Regions from separate parts of the Homo sapiens genome. Here all the other regions are linked to region 2. Evidence: chromatin contacts called from ENCODE Hi-C or POLR2A ChIA-PET data. All regions are on one chromosome and are shown on one strand. Each heading gives the region's core, a stretch centred on a gene start or an enhancer-like site at or near the end of the contact. The rest is flanking DNA. Distances are from core to core; before and after follow the strand shown.

The links. A loop is a pair of places that touch in the nucleus more often than their neighbours do. ChIA-PET counts read pairs that join two places held with the same protein, here RNA polymerase II (POLR2A). Pooled maps may share reads with other maps.
Region 1: a map with no recorded cell type shows a loop between it and region 2 (3-fold over the local background). The contact joins two enhancer-like sites. A Hi-C loop is called at or near these places in 4 of 37 single-sample maps with no recorded cell type and 7 of 50 pooled maps.
Region 3: a loop to region 2 is called in a map of endothelial cell of umbilical vein, with 2.1 times the contacts of the local background. The contact joins two enhancer-like sites. A Hi-C loop is called at or near these places in 1 of 168 maps with a recorded cell type or tissue (endothelial cell of umbilical vein) and 4 of 50 pooled maps. POLR2A ChIA-PET finds 5 or more read pairs at or near these places in 1 of 52 experiments (activated CD4-positive, alpha-beta T cell).

Annotation. Positions count from the first base shown.
Region 1 is chr2:203,589,626-203,594,140 of GRCh38, forward strand. No RefSeq gene overlaps it. Among named protein-coding and RNA genes, the nearest start is that of RAPH1, 57 kb to the left of the region's middle. Within about 2 kb of position 2,171, at least 2 of the 41 ENCODE cell types and tissues checked have a DNase peak (open chromatin) inside an H3K27ac peak, as active enhancers do.
Region 2 is chr2:204,108,258-204,112,461 of GRCh38, forward strand. No RefSeq gene overlaps it. Among named protein-coding and RNA genes, the nearest start is that of ICOS, 170 kb to the left of the region's middle. Within about 2 kb of position 2,199, at least 13 of the 41 ENCODE cell types and tissues checked have a DNase peak (open chromatin) inside an H3K27ac peak, as active enhancers do; they include endothelial cell of umbilical vein, where a contact is called at or near this core.
Region 3 is chr2:205,022,319-205,026,834 of GRCh38, forward strand. The region is part of intron 3 of PARD3B (par-3 family cell polarity regulator beta); the gene reads left to right. Among named protein-coding and RNA genes, the nearest start is that of PARD3B, 480 kb to the left of the region's middle. Within about 2 kb of position 2,958, at least 11 of the 41 ENCODE cell types and tissues checked have a DNase peak (open chromatin) inside an H3K27ac peak, as active enhancers do; they include endothelial cell of umbilical vein, where a contact is called at or near this core.

The DNA of each region.
Region 1 (4,515 bases), core at 921-3,420, 520 kb before region 2:
TAGTAGATCCTCAATAAAATCGTGGGTGAATAAAGCATATTTCTCCTAAAACTATAACAATTATTGTTATCAACAGAGGAAACATTTGCATGATGCTACAAAGTAAGCAAAATAAGAAACAAGCTCTCTGTGTGAAGTTAAGGTAACAGGGCTTCAGATAGTACCTTGAAAAACATTATTTAAGGTAGGGGCTCTTGCCTGTAATCCCAGCACTTTGGGAAGCTGAGGTGGGAGGATTGCTTGAGCCTAGGAGTTTAAGACCAGCCTGGGCAACATGTTGAGACCCTGCCTCTGAAAAAAAAAAAAGAAAAAATTAGCTGGGCATGGTGGTGCACGCCTGTGGTCCCAGCTACTTGGGAGGCTGAGGCAGGAGGATCTCTTGAACTCAGAAGGTTGAGGCTGCAGTGAGCCATGTTCAAACCACTGTACTCCAGCCTCGGTCTGAGGGCAAGACCCTGTTTCAAGACAAACAAAAAACAAAACAAAAAACATTATTCTTTAGTGAATATCCTGCCTTTATTTCTGAGATCACAAAGCAGTGGAGTGTCCCTGGCTTTTGAATAGATAGCGATAGTTTCTGTATGGGCAAGAATTTGTTCCTTTGCTGAATATTTTGAGAAGTGAGTATCCCATACGGAGGTTGGTGAGAATACCATATGCATCTTGATTATCCTGACAGCCCAGAAAAGGAACCAAGGTAAAATTGCTAGAGGGTAATTTTCTGTGGTCTCAGCTTGAGACTGCAAAGCAGAGCATGATAAGGGGACAAGTACCTCCGCATCTCATGGAAAGGATCTAGACTAACATCAGGTCTGGCTAACAGGTGCCCAAAACAGTTTCCACAACCTGTGGCCCCCACCCATCTCAGACAAGAGAGTTCTTTTGCAGATTTTTTTTTAAATAACAACTTTATTGAGATATAATCACGTACCATCAGATTCACCTTTTTAAGGTGTGTGATTCAGTGATTTAAAATCTATTCAGAGTTGTGCAGCCATCACCACTGTCTAATTTTAGAACACGTTTGTCATCCCCAAAAGAATCCCTGTACTCATTAGCAGTCACCCCCCATTTCTCCTCCCAGCCACTGCCAATCACTAATCTGCTGTTTCTATGGATTTGTCTGTTCTAGATGTTTCATTTGAATGGAATCATACAACATGTGACTTTTTGTGTCTGGCTTCTTTCACTGAGAACAATGTTTTCAAGCCCAGGTGTGGTGGCTCATGTCTGTAATCCTAGCACTTTGGAAGGCCAAGGTGGGCAGATTACTTGAGGTCAGCAGTTTGAGATCAGCCTGGCCAACATAGCGAAACCCTGTCTCTACTAAAAATACAAAAATTAGCCTGGCATACAAAAATGGTGGCATGCACCTTTAATCCCAGTTACTTGGGAGGCTGAGACACAAGAATCACTTGAACCCGGGAGGCAGAGGTTGCAGTGAGCCGAAATCATGTCACTGTACTCCAGACTGGGCAACAGAATGAAACTGTGTCTCAAAAACCATAATTAAAACCAAACCAAAACAAAACAAAAGTATAATGTTTTCAAGGCTCACCTATGTTGTAGCGTGTATCAGTATTTCACTTTTTTTTACAGTGGAATAATAGTTCATTGTAAAGATATACCATATTTTACTCATCCATGCATCTGTTGATGGACATTTGCATTTTTTCCACTTTGGGACTCTTATGAAGATGCTGCTATGAACATTCATTTACATTTTTTTGTGTGGTCTTAGGAGAATTTGACCTTGTTCCCTGAAGTTTGTGAGCATAGAGTATGAAGTCTGTTCCTTGTCTAGACATGGGATTGGCTGGAGCTGCACCTTAGAGCAAAGAGGAGAGCCAAGATTGTAGTGGGAGTAAGCCACAATTCTACAGTACTCAGGGTAAGTGTTGTGTTTTCTGAAGACTAGAGTGCACACTGTGGAAGATACAACCATTTTTAAAACACCTTGCCCAACAATACTATCTGTGTGGTGCATTATTTTCTGACCCAGAGCTAGGGGAGAATCATTAGTGGTCACCAGGGGAGTATATTTTCCATCTGAGAAAAAAAGGAAAGTGTTGGAGATCCCCAGTGGAGGTTGAGGGTTTTTCTAAAAAACACACATAAGCTCCCTTCAAGAGTGAGTCAGCTGGCATTTGAACATGGGTCCCACAGAACATACCAACATCCAAAGAAAACAGCACCAGCTAAATAATGAAGAACCTTTTGCTTTTTACTTCTCCTTTCTCCTCTATCCCTCACTGGGGAGGAACAACAAACCACAGAGTAACTGGGGTGTGACTGGAATAAGAACATGCTCCACTTCCCTACTGCAGGTTACTGGGACCCAGTAAGACCTGACCTGGAATGTAAGAGAGGAAGACTTGAAGAAGAAGAAAGAGTGAAGTTTGGATATTAAAGAAGGCTGAACCTGTATAGTATCTTTTTTTTGTTTTTTGTTTTTTGTTTGTTTGTTTGTTTGTTTGTTGAGATGGAGCCTTACTCTGTCACCCAGGCTGGAGTGCAGTGGTGCCATCTCGGCTCAATGCAACCTCCATCTCCTGGGTTCAAACAATCCTCCTGCCTCAGCCTCCCAAGTAGTTGGGACTACGGGTGTGTGCCATCATGCCTGACTAATTTTTGTATTTTTAGTAGAGATGAGGTTCATTATGTTGACCAGGCTGGTCTTAAACTCCTGACATCAAGTGATCTGCCTGCCTCGGCCTCCCAAAGTGCTGGGATTACAGGTGTGAGCCACTGTACCTGGTCCCATGTAGTATCTTGAAATAAGATTATTACAAAAGTGAAAAGCACTGGAAAAGTTACAGAGTTTGCTCAAGATATTGTCTGGGGTCAGGAAAAAGAGATTGGACAGAGCAAGTCTGAAGCACAAGCACGGCAGAAAAAGAAAATAAAGCCATTTCCTGACTGCACTTTATAGGGTCCTGCCTGATTAATAAACAAGCTTTTGTCAGAGTAAAGTTATCTCTGAATTGGGACTGCTTAGGGCTTCTTTAACCCTGGAACTGTGCTAAAGGTGCCTTACTGTAGCTGGGAGGTGGCATCCACTAGTGGGGCTGCCAATCAAAGGGCCTTGCCTCCCCCATTGCAAAAGTAGGTGTATGTGCAGGCTGACCAATTAGGACAACCTGTTTCCAGGTGACGGTGATGGGTCTGGAGGTGGGCACATGACTCAAGCAGGGCCAAGCAGAGTCCTTGTCTGTAGAGGGTTAGGAATGGCAAAAGTCTTTCTCTTCCTGAGATCATGAACTGTAAACATTATGCATACTTGTTGTGTCCAGAATTGTCTTTCCCTTCACGTGGTAAGAGCTTGCTGGAGAAAGAAGCCAATTCAGAGAGAAGTGAGTTGAGAGACAGAAACAGAGTCCACCTGATTCATGATTACATTGATGGAAAAAAAAAGACTCAGGGATCTGTTTTCTTTTAATTTTTTTATTATTTATTTATTGAGACGGAGTCTCACTTCCCCAGGCTGGAGTGCAGCAGCTGGATCTCGGCTCACTGCAAGCTCCACCTCCCGGGTTCACGCCATTCTCTTGCCTCAGCCCCCCGAGTAGCTGGGATTACAGGCACCCGCCAACACGCCCAGCTAATGTTTGATATTTTTAGTAGAGACGAGGTTTCACCGTGTTAGCCAGGATGGTCTCGATCTCCTGACCTCGTGATCCGTCTGCCTTGGCCTCCCAAAGTGCTGGGAGTACAGGCGTGAGCCACCGCGCCCAGCCTTTATTTTTTATTTTTAGAAGTCTTGGACCAATGGTGCACGGAGCTGAGTAAATCATACTCCTCAGTTCTTGACATACATCACTACTTGGTGTGTAAAAGACAACATTCACTTAAAAAATTACTGTTCTTCATCCAGCATTCCCTCTCTCATTCTCCTGTTACTACAGGCACCACTTAAATGTGTTTATGTATTTTTCAAAGATACATACATACCCAATAACATATATTGGCATCGTTTTGTGTATATATGTGTTTTTAATATAAATTTAAATTAAAAAGGTAATACAAATGGCATTATATTATAGATTTCACTAAGATTCTTTTTTTTTGTTTTTAACCCAGTACTGTGTTTTAAAGTTCTCACCACACTACTGTATATAACCCATTGGCCCAACTGTGGCTAGAGCTCCTAGGTTCAGTAAAGCTCCGACTACCATGAACAATGCTGTCATTGACATCTTCATGCAGGTCTAGGGATATATGCAGAAATGGAATTGCTAACACTAACTTCAGGACATTTTAATTACTGCATAATTAATGCATTCTCTTTTTGCATAAGCCATTGTTAATGAGTTTATGTGACTTTTACCCAAAGGATGCCTGGTTAATCCTTGCCTGTTGAAGGTGAAGGGTACCATGTCCTATCTGCTGGCCACCTCTAACTTTCTTAGGAGAGGCCAAAAATAAAGTAGCCTTTTTCCATGTCCCTTCAGCACTCCCAGCCATGCTTTTATTTACTTATTTATTTTTTAGAGACAAGGTCTTGCTTTGTCACCC
Region 2 (4,204 bases), core at 949-3,448:
TACACCAAAAATATGTACAATTATTATTTATCAATTAAAAATATTTTTTAAGAAGGCAATGAGGTCTTCTTATTTTTCCTTGTAGCCTCAGTATTGACTATGACCACTGAGAAAGCCAAAATCCCCACTCATTCACGGAATGTGGGGGTGGGACCAACCCCCCGAGAATTTCCCTAATCTTCCTCCAGGTGTCAGCACAGGCCCACTCATCTTCCCTCCCACCCCACCCCCTCCTGTCCATTCATAAAGTGGAGGGTGATTTGTGGTCTGCCTCACTGTGATTGTAGAGGAAAACAGCCATCTTTGCTTGTCTCTGCACTAGATTTGTTTTTCTAATTTCTTTTTACTTGAAGGTTTACCAGCTGCTTTATTACCAGAGCGAGGCTTCCTTGCAGTCTCTTTTCTTTTTCCTCTCCCCCTCTGTTCCCCTCCTTTTTGTTCCTAGAGACAATCAGTGTCTCTGGTCCCAGCTGCCACTGCTGATTTTTCATTACAGTTTAATTTAAAACTGGGATTGGAATGGAAATGTCTTTTTGCCATTTGGGGTTTGTGAGGCCTGTGGTTTTATTGCCAAAGGCACAAATGTTAGTTACTACTGTTTTTCCAGAGTTTGCTGGGGAGGGTGAAGGGGTATAGGAGAGTAGGAGGGAAGAAAGACAGACTGACCTAGTGGAAGTGGGAGGGAAACTGGAGGGGGAAATCCCTCTTTCGGAAGGCAACTTTATTCTGCGAATTGTTTTGTTTGATGTTTTGAAGAATACGAGTTGGGTCACGAGGAGGGAGAAATGGCGTAGGATCTCCCCAAATGTGTATTTATGTAGGCTAAATATTTGTCAGCCCTGGAAATGAGATGGCTGAGGGAGGGACGATCACACAGACACAATTTGGAACTAGCACCAATGTAGAGAAAATGGTTTTCTTTTTAAGTAATAGTAACGTCTGTGGCTGATTCACTTGACCACAGCCGTAAATGGGAATACCCAAGGAAGGACTAAACGGTATCTAACCTCAGAGGAAACAAGCTCTACATGTTTCTATGCTCTCACCTAAAAGGAGACATCAGGCATCTATCTGCACTAGCTTCTGTGTTCTCTCTCCTTTTATATTTCTTGGACTCAAGTCCTAGGATTTATTTACAAGCCTCCCTCCAGTCGTATCCCAGTCCAGCTACACAATTAATGTTTCCTATAATCTCTTAGAAGGTTCTTAGTGAATGATTGTTTTGATCAGATTAAAACTAAACAGTCTGCTAAAATTGATGATGTTTTTACCTATCTAAGTGTAAAATTAAGAAGGAAGGACATTCTTATTTGAAAGTAATCATGCAGCAGGCGGTGGAGAGAAGCTGAGGCATTTGCACACCTTGATTTCAATATTTAGCACTGACATTGGAGGCAGTTGTTTCCTGGTTGGGGAGGAATCTACAGAAACCGGAATGTCTTATCTGTCTTGCTAAAAACAATTACTGTCTCTCCTCCCAGCAAGAATCCCGCTCCTCCTGGATACACCAGTTTTGGATGTCAAACCGAATGCTCCATTATCTCTACAGATCGCGCTGACTCTTCACACTGTGGAACATTTCAACCTCCTCTCCAACTGGCCTCAGGCGGCTGTCGGACTGGTGAACTTGTCTGGGGTAAACACATCTCCCTGTCACAGAGCAGCCCAAAGACTCAGCGTGCTTTGCGGGTGCTTAAGGCCTTGTGCTGCCAGTCTGCACATTTTGTGTGCTCTTGGTTAATCGGGACATTTTATCCAAAAGCACATTTCGGCCAGGCTTCCTCTCCTGCAGACTCACCCCCATCCACTCCTTCCCCACCTGTCTAGGGTGTTCTGTTTCCCTGCTGCAGGGCGGAGGGCAGCGGTCCAGGAGCCCCACAATCATCCCCAGTTTCCAAAACTGTTGTGGTTGCCTTTGCAGTTCACACGGACATTCTAGTGGTTGGAATTTGCTCACAGAAGACATTCTACTAATAACAGGGGAGATAGTTCTCATTTGTCTAGTTCAGAGTTCATAGCACACAAAGGGGGAAAGAAAATAATAATAATGGAAACCGTTTTAACCCCACCAGCTGCCCCGCCTCCATCACAACAACAGAAACAAGAACAACAACGACAACTCCCTCACCCTGTGCCCTGTGTGGTTAACTCCAACACAACCACAGCCCCCGTGCCGGAAGCTGTGTGTGGCTGAACGTCCCGATGTGATACTGAAATATGTGTAGAGGAAATGCCTCTTCTGACCCCTCAGTGAAGCTTGAAACTTGAAGGAGCTGATTGACATTTGAAGAAAGCAGCTATTTTTGTGTGTGTGCAATTTTCCCGGATGAAGAAAATTGTCCAGCTCTCCCTCTCCGTTGCTCAGCCCTCCCCCAGAGGCTACATCTCATACCAAGCAGTGGGCTCTAAGGGCAGGTCTGCTTGTGCTGTGAGGACACAGGTGACGTCTTTAAGGACCTTCTTTCCTGCTCCAGTATACCACATGTTGTGGTCAGCTCCCTGTAAGGCAGATATTGCAGCCACCTTTTCTTTCCAGGTTTACCAAAATAAATGCAGGGGGAACTATGGATGGAGCATTTTTTGCCCTGTTTGACAGGAAAGTGGCTGTTTGATCTTCCTTTGTGCTATAGGAATCTTCAGAAATCTCTTGGAAAATCTCATAAACCTATGTTAGTGGCCACATATGGGATCCATTAACTCCTCATTTCTGCTTGTTCTTAGCAAATTTTTGTCTGGTGACAACATAAAAACTTTGGATTGTTTTTGTTTTGCTTCACACCAGAGAGAACTCTGTTGACTGGCTTTAGTTTTGAGAAAATATTCAGCAAAAAGCAGACCGGGTTTGGAGTGAAATAACTAATTCTAAGTAAAGCTTGGTGGAACATTTGGTTCATGAGGAAGTAGGGGGACATTTTTCTTCTTTGGGTTTCAGGGGGATTCCAGAGTTGCCAGTGTTCTGGGAAGACGTCTCCTTTTCTGATGAAATTGAATAAGAAATCCGGGCTTTCTTCCTATCTCCAACTATGTGTATGGTGTGATTTTGGAATAGTGGAGTGGTCTCTCTTAGTTTCTCAATGTTTGTTTTCTAAATAGAGGACAAAGCAGCAACATACTCTTTTGCAAGACACGCCAATATCCTTAGATAAAAAGGTGTTAAATAATGACATCATACCAGTATTTGGAACTAAAATTACTCGTGTATGACAAAAACCAGATTGGAGGATGTTAACTCAAAGTAGACAGAGAGAAATTTAGAAGAAAATTGGCTTTTATTTTTCTGTTTTAAGTAATTAATAAATGAAACACAACAATCTGCGCTTTCACCCACAGGCAGCATCAGGGGACATCAAACATTGCCTTTGAAGTGGGCCCCCAGTAGGGAGGACCCCACTGTTCAGGCTACTTTATAGTGGTAATATACTGTCTGGAAAAAACAGATGCCAAGAAATTGTGCAGATTGTATCTCTGAGCATCTGAAACCCTAAAACTTCAGGGGGCCAAGGAAGGTCCCAGCCCTTTGATTTTTTTTCTCTTAAAAAAAAAAATTGGCCTAAAGTATTAAATTGAAACAGGCACTTCATTTCTTTCCTTCATTTCTCCCTTCACCTCAGGAGACCTACGTTAAATTCCACTTAGATCACAGCTAGATGTGGGTTTGATGGTCTCAAGCCACCTTTTAACTGTACGTTCATCCCATAAATAGAAGACGAATAAAGATGTCAAACTTCATCCATATGATATTCTGACACACGTGGCTCTCTCTGTTAAAGAGGAGCTCAGATGAAGATGGGCTACAATGGATTCTACAGAGCAGAGAACTGCAACAAACCACAGTGAATTTGCACACATAAACAAGAGCAGTGTGGATTACAAGACGGTAGTTGGCAGAGATTCACTTGTCAATGTCGTTCTGAATGGATGTTTGCAGAAGGACAGCAATTGGGCTGGTGAATTCAGTGTGGGCCACTTTCCTAAAGCCATCGTCATCAAACTTTGTGTTTAAATGTCTGTTTTCCAGGGCAAGCCAAGTAAGGCCTATGCTTAAAACAAGGTGTTTTGAAATCAGATTTAGCTCTTCATGTTCTGAGTAAAGATACAGGGATACTAATTTGGGGATTATGCTATTAAGATTTACACATTTATCTGTGTCCTAACTAGGCAAAGAACCAAATCTAACAACTGGAAAGCAAGAAATATACTGCCA
Region 3 (4,516 bases), core at 1,708-4,207, 910 kb after region 2:
ACTGAATTGGAAATGCTTCCATTCAAATTTTCTTACAAATGATCTTTAGAAATGTATTTTAAATTTCATTCTAGCGAAACCAACTTAGAGTGAATCTTAATGGGCTAGAACAAAATAGATTTTGGATTGATTTTTCTCATAAAATATGCAAAGCCCTGTTTTTAAATAGAGTTTTTCCCCTTCAATATTGTTCTTTTTCTCTGTTTAGCAAATAATTTGTCTAAAACGTTTCTTTTTCAGATTTTAGTTAGATTACAATAGAATTAACATCTTAGAATTGCCAAGGTAGATGGAAGATGAAGAGAAAATCCGGATTCCAGACCATGCTAACTTCAAGCCAGTGTTTTGCCTGCAGCTGATCTCAAGAATTAGGTGAAAGTTTCACTATGTAACCTGTTTTGGGGCTCAACTCTTCATAATACGATCATTCATTAAGTAATATAACCATGGATAATTGTAAAAAACTGGGACACTGGGTTTTCCCCCCTTACTCCACAGGTCGACTAGGCTGACAGTATACACCAGAAAACAGGCATGCAAGGCATCCTTCTACATCTTTCTCTTTTGCTTGCCTCTTGTTAGTTACAAAGATACATACTGTGCCAGGCACTAAGCTGGTTTCAACAGCTATTTATTTAGATTGTGTGAACTGGAGCTGAACTTGAACCCAATTAATAGCAACTGAACTTGAACAAACTGATATGAAATCATTACAGGCTCAGTTCCCTGGTCCATTATCCCTGAAGAGATCATCCGACAGCACTCCAGGTGCCTTTTCTATGCCAAATCTTGGTGCAGTGCCCAATCAGAGAGTGTCGGGGGGATTAGAAGTTCGGTTGCATCGGAGTTAGCTCATTACCACATTTGTGATCGCTTTCACAGAGAGGAGAGGTGGTGATCCCACTGGGCAGGATTGCAGAGAAGGCTTTGTTTTCAACACCATCTGGCACATGGTTGGCACTCATTAACACAGCACAATGTCGATTAAAATAATAATTGTACGTGGCAGCAATGCTGCTTAGACAGGTCCCCACCTTTGGCCTTCCAGCAAAGGAAATTGAAGAAAGAGAAGGCTGAGGAGTTGCCTCTGGTAACTCTGGTCTCTGGGTTTGCATCTTTCTTCATGCCCACACCTTTTTTTTTTTTTTTTTTTTTGGTAAAGAAGCTACTTTTTTAAATGTATGTATTTATTTTTATTTTTAGCAGCAGTACCCCCCCACCCCCCGCCAAATCCCCCTGTTTTTTTAAACTGGGAATACCATGAGTCTGACCTTGTTCGCAGTTCCCAAGGACCCTAATTACAGAGCTCCGGCTGTAGCTGGACTCCCAATTCAATACTGCAGCCAGGAAATATTTGCTGAAAGGGGATTCTATGCAGTCATATTTCTTCTGCAACTTGAATTATATATAATTAAGAGTTTTAGGCTTTTCTCTTTTAAAGGATGCATGGATGAACTCAATCATTCAGGTGCTGAGTTAAGACTACACTGCCTTTCCTTAAAAAAACAGATGTGTATTTACTTCGGCAGCTCCAGATCTTGACTCTGGTAGCATCTACTTGATTTGCTGTTTGGGGGATAGGAGTGCAGATTTTTGAAAGAAATTGTTTGAGTTTGAATCCTGTTTCTACCATATACTAGGTGTGTGGTGAGGAGAAAATCCCTTAACTCTTGGTCTCCCTTTTCTTCACTGCTGCTATGGTGGTAATAGTCATCCCTAAGCTTTAGGATTTCTGTGAATATAAACAAACATGTAATACACTAAGAATAATGCCCAGTGCAGGGTGAGCTCTTGATATGCATTAGCTATGATCATGTATGCCTCACCATCATTTTCTTTCTTTCTTTTTTTTTTTTTTTTTTTTTTGAGATGGAGCCTCACTTCTGTCGCCCAGGCTGGAGTGCAGTGGCGCGTTCTTGGCTCTCTGCAACCTCTGCCTCCTGGGTACAAGTGATTCTCCTGCCTCAGCCTCCCAAGTAGTTGGGATTACAGGTGCACCCCCACCACACCCGGCTAATTTTTGTATTTTTAGTAGAGATGGGGTTTTGCCATGTTGGGCAAGCTGGTCTCGAACTCCACACCTCAGGTGATCCACATGCCCCAGCCTCCCAAAGTGCTGGGATTACAGGCCTCACTGTTATTTTCTGCAAGAGTTTATTCTTCCTCCAGATTGTGCCTCATACCTATTTAAATTTTTTATTCCCAAATGATAGGATTTACTAGTTGTAGTGATGTAGGTAGTGGTTATGTGGACATTTGTCCAGATATGTTGATCAACTTTTTTTGGTAGGACACTATTATTTAATTCCTTGTCATGCTAGACCAAGGTTAGAAGAAGCCAATTGATGTGGGTAATTTCCTCATAGATCTATAATACCTTCATACCATAATAATTAATGAAGCACATCATTTGTTTCCAGAGCAGATTATGCATATCTTAAACAAAAGAAATAAGTTGTATATTTCAAGCCTATAGGTAAGCACTATAACTAATGATCATGTGGTTTTCTCTGGTTGTGGAACCATAAACAGCATGCCCTCTGGCACTGTAATGATTTGTGTTCTATAATACTCAGTGTAACCATGGTTTTTATTCTGTTTGCCGTTTGGTATGTGGAAAAGCCTTCAAGAAACTGGCTTTTTGCAGGAGTGTTTACATATCATTCATGCCACCAAGAGAAGATGACCGACATTTTAGATGCAGAAGAAAGATTAAATGCATTCAGTTTAACTAGCGGCACTAAAAAGGGCTGCATCTTTGTATTGTTGCTGTTTATCTTCTTTCCAGCAGTGGAATATTGAGCTTCCCCAGGCTGTGATTCAGGTATTAATGCCGATTTTAGGTCGGGCAAGAGTGTGTTCAGTCTGCGGCACTTAGATAGCAAAGGCAAACTGCTCACGGCTATTAGTCAGGAGTTTCTGTATGCCAGTGATTGCATGCTTGTGACTCATAATCAGGGTGATTCACAGCAACCGTTAGATGGGCTTGCTGTGGCTGTGTTTTTCGTTTGGACTGCTGTCATTGCCAAAAGTGTCAGCCTTTCTCCTACAGATCTGACCGTGTGACACATGCACAGTGCCCTTTGGTTGTGCTGAATGGCTCACCACTAACATCATGGCTAAGTTTTATTATCTTGGAGGAATTGTCTCTCACAGTGAGTCCCAATTAGACAAATGAATTTTGTGTTGTTTTCTTTCTGAAGTGTTACTCTGGGATTGTTGACAGAATTTGTGCCACAGTGTTCTCTTGGGCAGTCTGAATTCCAGATTCTCTATCTTGGTTTAACTATGCTCTCACTTGAGAATCAGCAAGGAGATGTCATGTTATCTGTTTTTCTGTATACGTGGAGCTGTATCGGTGGTCTGGGTTCCTGCTGAGCAGATACATAAATAACCACACGTCTCTCTGGGTTTAATACCAGCCCGGTTCTGACATCCAAGGCTGACTCCTATTCCATGTTTTGCCCCAACCACCGAACACGATGCTCTGACCCCTCAACACACAGATGCCTTGTACCTGACCTAATAAGTTGAGTCAGCAACCTGTATTTCTGATTTGTCCATTAATTCTGTGTGTCCTGGTTGAGACCCACTTGCATTTCTGCATGCTTGCTTAACCTACGCCTGTCACAACTACCTCTGTTCCTTTTTGAACTTAACAAACATTTATACAGCCCGCGGTACGCTAGGGTCTGAGCATACAACTGGGAAAAGATAGATAGGATCTCTGTTCTCATGAAACTTCCCTTCTGGCTCTTAGAAGTTATACATGTAAACAAATGCACAAGAGTCTCTCTGATGGTAACAATGCAATGAAGAAAATGAAACAGGATAAAGGAATAGAGAGCAAGTAACTATGACAGGGCTATTCTGAGAGTAGAGGGAAAGGTGGGAGAACATTCTACGCAGAGGGACCAGCTAGTACAAAGGCACTAGGGCAGTCTGGGTGAATTTGGAAAGATAGAGAGCCAAGGAGGCCAGGGTGGCTGCAGTGTAGTGGGTGGGCAGAGAAGAGCCAGATGAGACAGAGTCAAGCCTGATATAGACAGTCTTTTTTCTATTTTATTTTAAAATATTTAATTTACAAATAAAAATTGTATAAATTATACATGTACAGGGTGATGATTTGATCTGTGCATGCATTGTGTACTTATTACCACAATCAAATCAACACATTCATCATCATCCTTAGTTACCATTTGTGCATGTGTCTATATGGTGAGGGCACTTAAAAATCTTCTGTCATCAAATTTCAGGTAAACAACACAGTATTATTAACTATATTTAATGCTGTACATGAGATCCCCAGAATTTATCCATCTTGTAACTGAAGGTTTATACCCTTTGACCAACTTCTCAACACTTCCTCCAACCCTTCATCCATGGCACCCATGATTCTACTGTCTGCTTCTATGATTTAAACTGTTTTAGATTCTGCATATGATTGAGATGAGATACTCTTTGTCTTTTGGTGTCTGGCTTATTTCGCTTAGCATAATGTCCTCCAAGTTTATCC